Linked DNA regions of Mus musculus: region 2 is linked to region 1. A link is a contact called in ENCODE Hi-C or POLR2A ChIA-PET data. All regions are on one chromosome and are shown on one strand. Each heading gives the region's core, a stretch centred on a gene start or an enhancer-like site at or near the end of the contact. The rest is flanking DNA. Distances are from core to core; before and after follow the strand shown. Region 1 holds the start of Slc12a7 (solute carrier family 12, member 7). Region 2 overlaps Slc12a7 (solute carrier family 12, member 7).

What was found. Hi-C counts contacts between places; a loop is a spot of excess contacts on that map. ChIA-PET counts read pairs that join two places held with the same protein, here RNA polymerase II (POLR2A).
Region 2: a map of heart shows a loop between it and region 1 (1.8-fold over the local background). The contact joins the enhancer-like site here to the promoter of Slc12a7 in region 1. A Hi-C loop is called at or near these places in 3 of 37 maps with a recorded cell type or tissue (CH12.LX and heart). POLR2A ChIA-PET finds 5 or more read pairs at or near these places in 3 of 5 experiments (Patski and embryonic stem cell).

Annotation. Positions count from the first base shown.
Region 1 is chr13:73,762,322-73,766,312 of GRCm38, reverse strand. Slc12a7 (solute carrier family 12, member 7) reads right to left here and starts at 2,616. Exons shown (of 24, transcript NM_011390.2): 1 at 2,423-2,616. The coding sequence starts at 2,546.
Region 2 is chr13:73,801,581-73,805,760 of GRCm38, reverse strand. Slc12a7 (solute carrier family 12, member 7) reads right to left here. Exons shown (of 24, transcript NM_011390.2): 18 at 152-347. Among named protein-coding and RNA genes, the nearest start is that of Slc12a7, 40 kb to the right of the region's middle. Within about 2 kb of position 1,805, at least 1 of the 3 ENCODE cell types and tissues checked has a DNase peak (open chromatin) inside an H3K27ac peak, as active enhancers do; it is heart, where a contact is called at or near this core.

The sequences.
Region 1 (3,991 bases), core at 1,367-3,866:
GGGGAAAGATTGAAAACGCTGAAGGAGAGAGTAACCCCATAGGAAGACCAGCAATCTCAACTTACCCCCCAGAGACTGAGCCACCAACCAGGATCATACACAGGCCAGTCAGAGGCCCCTGGCACAAATATAGCAGAGCTCTCCCTTAATCTTCAAGAGACTTGAGGCCCCAAGAAAGGGAATGGCCTGGGGAGTGGAGGGGAGTACCCTCTCAGAGGCAAGAGGTTAGAGAAGTGGGATAAGGAACTGTGGGAGGGGGTACTGAGAGGTGGAGTGGGAGACCAATGACTGGAATGTAAATAAGTAAAATAATAAAAATTGAAAACAAACAAAAATAAATAATAACTAAAAATTTTTAAAAAAGCAAAGAGTTCAGGACAAACCCCAGCAGACTGTGACTACAACAAAGTCATCCCTGTCATGGTACAGCGGCTGAAGTTTCCAAAATTATCATTATAGAAATATTAAGTATACAGAGCACCAAAATGCAAGTTCTATATAAGCCCAGCCAAGTTACTCAAGTTCAGCTTGGAGCGTGAAAGGATCATTAAAACACACATACTCAGGATGTGGCTCAGTTGGTAGAGCATTTGCCTAGCAAAGTACCAAGCCCAGGTTCAATCCTGACCAGCAATTCATTTAAAAAACAAAACAAAACATAACAAAAGTGGGTGTGGCAACACACTACTGTAATACAAGCAGTTGCTAGAGGCTCCAGTCAGGAGTTCAAGGTCATCTTCAGCTACAGATTGAATTCAAGGCCGCATAAGACCTCGTCTCAAGACAACTAAGGAATTAAAAGTGCATGCTTGTCCTCTTGTTAACAGTGCAAATTTCAGGAAGCCAGACAGTCACTTCCCTTCCTAGAAGCTGAATCCTCAGCCCTGACTGGCGTCAGGCACCACTTGAGAGTCCTGATACTGTAGGGAACAAGAAATGAATCAAAAGGAAAATTACCTCTGCCTGAGACACTAATCATATAGGACATCTGCAGAATTGTAGAATTGTCTGTCTCAGGCCACTGGGCACCAGGAAGGGCTTTGGGGGCTCTACTCTGGGGGTCTCTGTGATGCTGCTGACCCTCTTCACACTTCCCTGGCTGATGGACACTGAGTTTGGACTTCTAGATTCTGCCTCCACCTTACAACTGATTTTATGTGTTTAGCCAGGCAGCAGCCCTGAGACATAGAATGCTTTGTCTGTGCAGAGAAAGCTGGACAGTCCAGCATCTCATGGAGAGGGTCACAGAGTGAGACAGGCAGGCTGCGGACCTGGGCTAGGCCACTTCCGGGCCAGCACTCCTAGTCTATGAATGCAGGCTCCTAAAAGTATGGACTAGAGGAAGCGCAGTTTCTACTGCCTGTATTCTGAGCAGCAAAAGCTCTGATGCCATATATAAAAGATCCGTCCATCTCTTGAGGATTGCACCCTCTTTTCCTTCCAGACCCAGAACCTGGAGCCCAAACCTCCAATGTAAAACTTGGGGTAGGTGCAAGGCCAGCTGCAGCTGTAGGTCTGTGCTGGGTCCTCTCACCTATTAGGGCCTATTAGGATCTAGGTCTAGAAGAGAGTTGGAACAGGGAGGAAGCAGTCAGTTCAAGGTGACTTGCCATCAGCAGAGAGGGTGCTGAGAAGTAGGATGGAGAGAGATTCCCAGGCCCATCACCACCCCGTGGAAAGTGAAAGTGCCAGAGAGCTCCGGATCCAAGGAACAAAGAGCAGCAAAGAGAAGCCCGCGCTCAGAGTGCGCAGCCCCCTCCCCAGGCTTACACGGGCCTCTGTCCTTCCTCTAAGATCCCAAGGGAAGTTTGGCTGGTCCAAGGTCAGTGGAGGCAGATCTGGGATCCCAGTCGGATTTATCGGTTGACCACACTGGGCCATCCTGGAGCAAAAGAAAGCTTGCCCAGAGGAAGCTGTCCGTCAGTGAGATCACCCATCCAGGGGTCTGTACCTCCAGCTCTCCCAGGTACCACCTAGACACCTGGGCCTTCCCGTTCCATAGGTACCTCCAGTAGCTCTGCAACTCCTCCCTAGTCCCGTCAGAGTTGCCAAACCAAGTAGTTTCCGGTGCTCCAGCCTCGATGCTCCAGTCAGGCCATGCAGAGAGGTGGGAACCGCGCCCCCAGGGCTGACTGAGTCAGGCCAACAGGGAGATATGCAGCGGGCGCCTCAAGCAAGGAGCAGAGCACTGAATTCAAGAAACTGAACGAACAGGGCCAACAAACCACCAGCCCAAGAATCCTCTCCCGGTCTCGGGTCACTCCTCCGAGCCAGGCAGATACCAGTTGGCCCTTCTGACCCCTTCCCATCGCCCCGCTACGCGCCGCGCGGGCCGCCGCCAACCAACGAGTCAGAGCGGCCCAGCGGCAGCAGAAGGGCCCAGCCTCTGCCTTTGTCCCGTTGCAGGTGCGGCCAAGCTCACCCGGCGTAGGGGAGGTTTGATCCACGCTCTCGGGAGACTCGGGTTCTTCCGTGCGCTCAGCAGCTTCGTCCCCGGCGCCGTCGGCGCGCGCCTCCACCGGCACCACCGTAAAGTTCGTGGGCATGGCTCCGTTAGACTCTGCTGTCCCTCGCAGCCACACGCTGCTCCAGAGCAGCCGCCGGACTCCGGCGTAGGGGCGGGGTCCGCCCGGCCCGCCCTTGCCCGCCACGTGACCTCACCTGCCCGCCCCCACGGCTCGGGAAAAGTTTGCCCGGGGCGGGGTCGGGAGGCTTCCGGAACGACCACGCCCACCAGACGCTCCACCCCTTAAAACTCCGCCCCTGTAGCCACAGTCTCAGGGTTGCCCCGCCAGAGCCCTGTACCCTCAAGGACTCGGTACGCACAAACCCAACCCCTAGAGGCCACCGCTGAATGAACTGCCCACAGATGCAGACCTCCCTCAGCATAAGAGACACCAGTTCCTCCCCGCAGGACCGCGTCCTCCTCCCATTCCTACTCACAACACAGGCTCAGAGCCCTCCCGCCCTCCAAGAGCCTGTCATTCACCACTTCCACAGCTTCAGTTCTTCCATTCTCATTCCAAACTCCCGTGGGGCTCTTCTCCCACCACCCCACAGGTCATGGCTCCTTTCTCTCAGTTTGCAGCTCCTCATCTCCACCAACGCTGGTGATCTGGGCCCAGGCCCTGACCAGGTCAGGCTGCTAACCTAGGCCAGGGAGTAATGGCCAATCAGGGGACGCTGTGCACCCTGGGGTTAAGTAATCCCACCCAAGAAGGTCACTGGGCTCTGGGACAGGCCTAGCCAGCCAAGCCCGAGACTCTTTGTACCTGCTGGCAGGAGTGTTCCACGATCCAACCTGGGGAACCCTTGCAGCCCAAACTTGGAGGGTGGCAGTTCCTCCCTTTGGCTCCAAGGGCAGGTAAATTCCGAAGGTAGTAGTGACAGGAAGATCCGAGCAAAGAGTTCCAGAACACCACATGGTGGAAGTCACAGATCTTCCGGAATTTCAGGACCTTGTGCATTTTCAATGAAAGACTGGTGAAAAACTGGAAACAAATATTCTTCAAGAGAGAATGGAACTAAAATGTTAGGGTATCATACCCAACACATCCTACAAAAAGCCATAGCCCCCAGGTGCAACAAGTCACCCAAAACTGTTTTAGATGGTCAAAGAGAAACACAGGTGATATGCCTAGAGCTGCTCACAACCTGTGGAACAGGGCCAGCCAGGTGGCCTGGCCCAGTTCAATCAGGGACACGGACTGGAAGGCAGCTGCCGGACCAGTGACACCGCTGGGATAGGCTGAGATACGGGAGTTAAAGGGATTTGCATATCCTACCGATGAGAATAAAACATTTTGAAACTAACTCAGAAAAGCCATTTCTGGGAAAGCCCAACTGTACCCAGTATGGCCGGCTTTCTGCCCTCTGCCAGGAAGGAGCTTGGGGGAAACATGGGCCACTCAGGAATGGCCTCTTATACAGTTTCCAGCTCCTATGGGGGATAGGGCACAACTTGCTCAGATCATACTGTCACCCCACCTCC
Region 2 (4,180 bases), core at 556-3,055, 40 kb before region 1:
AGAGGAGAGTATTCAAGAATGCAAACCTGCCATTTGCTTTTTCTGTAACTAACAACTTGGCCAGCACATTCCAAGGCCCCAAGTCTATATTTTCTGGCCATACACTTAGTGTGACAGTAACACTTGGGATGGGCATGGTTGCCACACCCACCTACAAAGTTCTTCCAGGAGAAAGGATTATCTGCCTCCTTCCAAGCCTCTGGCCAGGCCATGAGGACAGTGTTGTGTTTCATGCCACCGAGGCCAGCCGACTGGATCAGGTGGGACGCACCATCTCGCAGGTTGGAGGACACCACCAGCTGGCAGAAGCCCTTCGTCTTCTCTGCACTCATCAGAGACCGGATATTCTGTGGGAGTTGTGGAGGCAGGTGTTAGTACAGGATGCTAAGACACATGCCAGGGACAACATGCCCTTCGTCCCTACAGTGAGGCAGCCCCACACATATTCTTCTGGTGTGTCTGAAGACACCTACAGTGTACTCATACAAATAAAAATCAATAAATCTTTTAAAAAGAATAAGCATCCAACACTCATGGGCCATGCTTCATGGACCGACTTTAACAGCCTTTGAGGGAATGGAATGCTCCAGTAAGGGCTATCAGACAAGCCACCATGTCAGTCTCCACACCTGTCCACTCCCGTCATTCCATCACTATGTCAGGCATCTACCAGGACAGCTCTTCCCTCCCCAGAGCTGCTTAGGGACAATGGAGAGAGAGATTGTACGCTACGACTCAGGACACACCATTCACGAGTCAACAGCCTAGGGATGCTGTCCTTCTACAGCAGGCAGCCTACTAGGTCCTGTTGGGTGCAGGGTATCTGATGGTACCTAGAGGAACAGCCCTACTAGACTTCACACTTATGTGGACGGTGACCCTCATGCCTTTGCGCTCGCTCTCCCTTTTAGATCAGGAAGACCATGTGGTCACCGTCAGGCAAACGTTTTTCCACATCTCTTGGTAATAAGCACAGAGAGGAGTCCGTTTCGGTGTGGCCTGTGACGAGGTCCAGACTTGTTGATGCTTACAACTTTGGAGACTGCAGTGCAACGAATGTAGTTGCGTGGGAGGGAGATGTGTTTGGGGAACGAGGACAGTGACGGGTTGAATGGTGTTCCCAAGAGGGGTTCGTTTTGACCGTGCTACAGCCAAAATGGGGAAACATGGCCTTATTTGGAAAAAGTATCCTAACTGTTCAATGGGACCCTGAACTCAGTAACAAGTAACTCAGACAAGACGGAGGAAAGAGAGATCTGAGAAGGAAGGCAGCCATGTGGAGACAGGCTAAGCCTAGGAATGCCTGGAGCCCCCCCCCCCCCCAGCAAAGCCAGAAGAGGGAGAAAGTGATTTGAGCCCACTCTGCCCATACCTCAAATTTAGACTTCACCTAGTCTAGGTTTGCTCCACTGGTCACAAGACTCACTATTCTCCCTCCTTTGCCTGATTTCGACTGCCTCCTATATTGGTCCCACAATGACTGCCCTGCACTACAGTTCCACAACTAAAGCTGTACTGACAATACACACGGTTCCCAGCCATCCTTTCACCTCTACCCTTGCTTTGTGTTCACCTCCACCAACCACCAGCCAGCCATCTAGGGTAGACCAGGCTCACAAGAGGAACATGTTCCACTTATAGAATTCTGCGTAATTCAGAAACAATCTAAACACACTGTCCTAAAAGGGGAACATGCCAGTGATTGAGAGGCAGCCCAGGCGGGAGGCGTGGTCACAGGGACACAGCTGCTCCCAGGCAGGAAGGACAGTGCCCATGATGGGGGTTTCATAGGAGAAGTACTGGAGAGGCTGACTCAGCTCGATGGCATGTGTGTGGCAGGGCTACTCTGTCCTCCTATGGGCTGAAGCTGGCTAAAGGTCACAGCACAGAGGAACACTGCGGAGGACTGACCAGAAGGATATGCCTACCGTACACGGTACCTACACACCCCTGCCCTGGCTTTGTGATGCCTGTGTCCCTGACAAAGGCTGCAACATTGCTTTCCCCAGGCTAGACCCAAAGAGCTGGAGCTGGATCTTAGTTTTTGCCTTACTGCTAGAGAATCGCCTGCCCAGCCTAAGGTTTTAGAGGACAGAGCCCTGACCAGGCAGGAATCTGGTCCAGATAAGAAGTTGGCACATCTGCCAAAGCCACTGTGGGCAGGGAAACCTCACAGAAGAGGAAGACAGGACCCTTAGTTAGGGAAGGATAGGGTGACTCAAACCCTCAAGCCCTTTCATGCAAATGCTGCAGTAGAGGGAAAGTGATATTAACCCTGACATAGTAAGGAAATGCCCAGAACAAGCTTCTTACACAAGCTCTGATCACTTAAAATGAATGGCTTTCCCAAACTGTCTTCGTTTAATATTACTACTGATAGTCCGACTAAAGGGCAGAGCTCCATCAGGCAGGAGGGGCAGGTGGACCCTTGGGCAGCTCCTTCTGGCTTTTGCTGATCAATAAAAATGACTAATTCCAATGCTAAACCTTTCCTATGGGTACCAGGAGAGGCGAATACTTGGCTTCTGTTTCTCAACACATGTTCCTGATTCAGATTCTTTAGAACCTTCTGCCTAAAAGCAAATAGAGATTAAAATCATCCAACCAGGGTTTGAGTGTGGCTCAGTGGCTGAGTGAGCACTTGTCTAGCACATATGGGGTCCTGGGTCCCACCCCAGCACTACAGAATATAAATTAATCTAACAGACATACATGAGATAGCCACAGGAACTCTTTGGTTTTTGTTTGTTTGTTTGATTGATTGATTGATTGATTGATTGATTGATTGATTTTTGAGACAGGGTTTCTCTGTGTAGCCCTGGCTGTCCTGGAACTCACTTTGTAGACCAGGCTGGCCTCGAACTCAGAAATTCACCTACCTCTGCCTCCCAAGTGCTGGGATTAAAGGCATGTACCACCACGCCCGGCCACAGATACTCTTCTCATTTCTTATCAGAATGGAGATTGAAACCAGAGTCAGAGGGTCCCCAGCAGGCACTCACTTCAACACAAATACCTTTCCCCATGTTCTGCCAGTGACATCAGATAACAAACAAGAGTCCATGCACACCCTTCGAATCTGTCCAAAGGGTGGCCTTAACTCCAGAGATCCCCTCTAAAGTGTAGAGGAGACACCAGGAAAGGACATGAGCATACCATTGCTTAAAGCAGATGCTGGCCTTTTTTGTACCCAAGAAATATCACAGATAAAAACAAGAGCACCTCCAAGACAGAGCCACTCTCTCTCCCATAACAAAATGCCCCTCAGACCAGCTACAGGTCAGACACCAAAGGACAAGACAGAAAACCACCCATCCGTAAGGACTAGAGCTATGATGTTTAAATTCGTGGGTTTGCAGTCAGCAGCAGCCAGGGTTCGGATCGGAGGCTCCACATTCTAAGGGGCAACTGCTGGTTCTTTTGGAGGAGCAAGAAAACGATCCATCTCTTCTCTTGTCCTCTTTGATCTTGCCGAATCTCAAAGCTGCCTGACAGGCAGGCCGGGCAAGTAATGTCATCACTGAAAAAGCCACAAGATTGTCACTCCAGACCAGAGTTATCAATAGTCATTACCACCAATGCCCACAGTCAGTCCTCAGAATACACTCCACAGAGTCCACTCCACAGTCCACCCAGAATGGACTGGACTCAGAAATTGGGATGCAGCTTAGAGACACACAGACAGCAGGAAGCCTGAACGCACAAGCAAGACCAGATAAGGATAGCCATAAGAAAAATGCTCGCTGATCAACCCCTCCAGAGAAAAGGGTGACACCAAGACACGGCAGCTACGATGGAGCCTTAGGTAAGATCCACAAATATAGAGAGAGGAGTAAAAAAGGTTTCTGACAATCTGGGTAGCTGAACACTGGAGGTGGCAGGACCCTGCCTGGCCTTGTGAGGACAGCAGAGGCTGTAGATGGACATGAGAAACTGGTGACACTATTTGTTCTGTTTCTGCTTGGGCTGGAGGTTTCCTGTCACAACTGATCACAGAGAAATAAGAAAGCCTGTGTAGAAGAAGCCCAGGAGTTACAGGACCAGCAAATTGTGGGCAGCAGGCATCAGAGATGGCTCCAGTATGCTGTAGGAGGAGGTTCTGGTTACTCACCTCTTATCCAAAGGATCAGAACATCTGACAGCACACAGACTCATGTTTGTTTGTTTGGTTTTGGTTTTT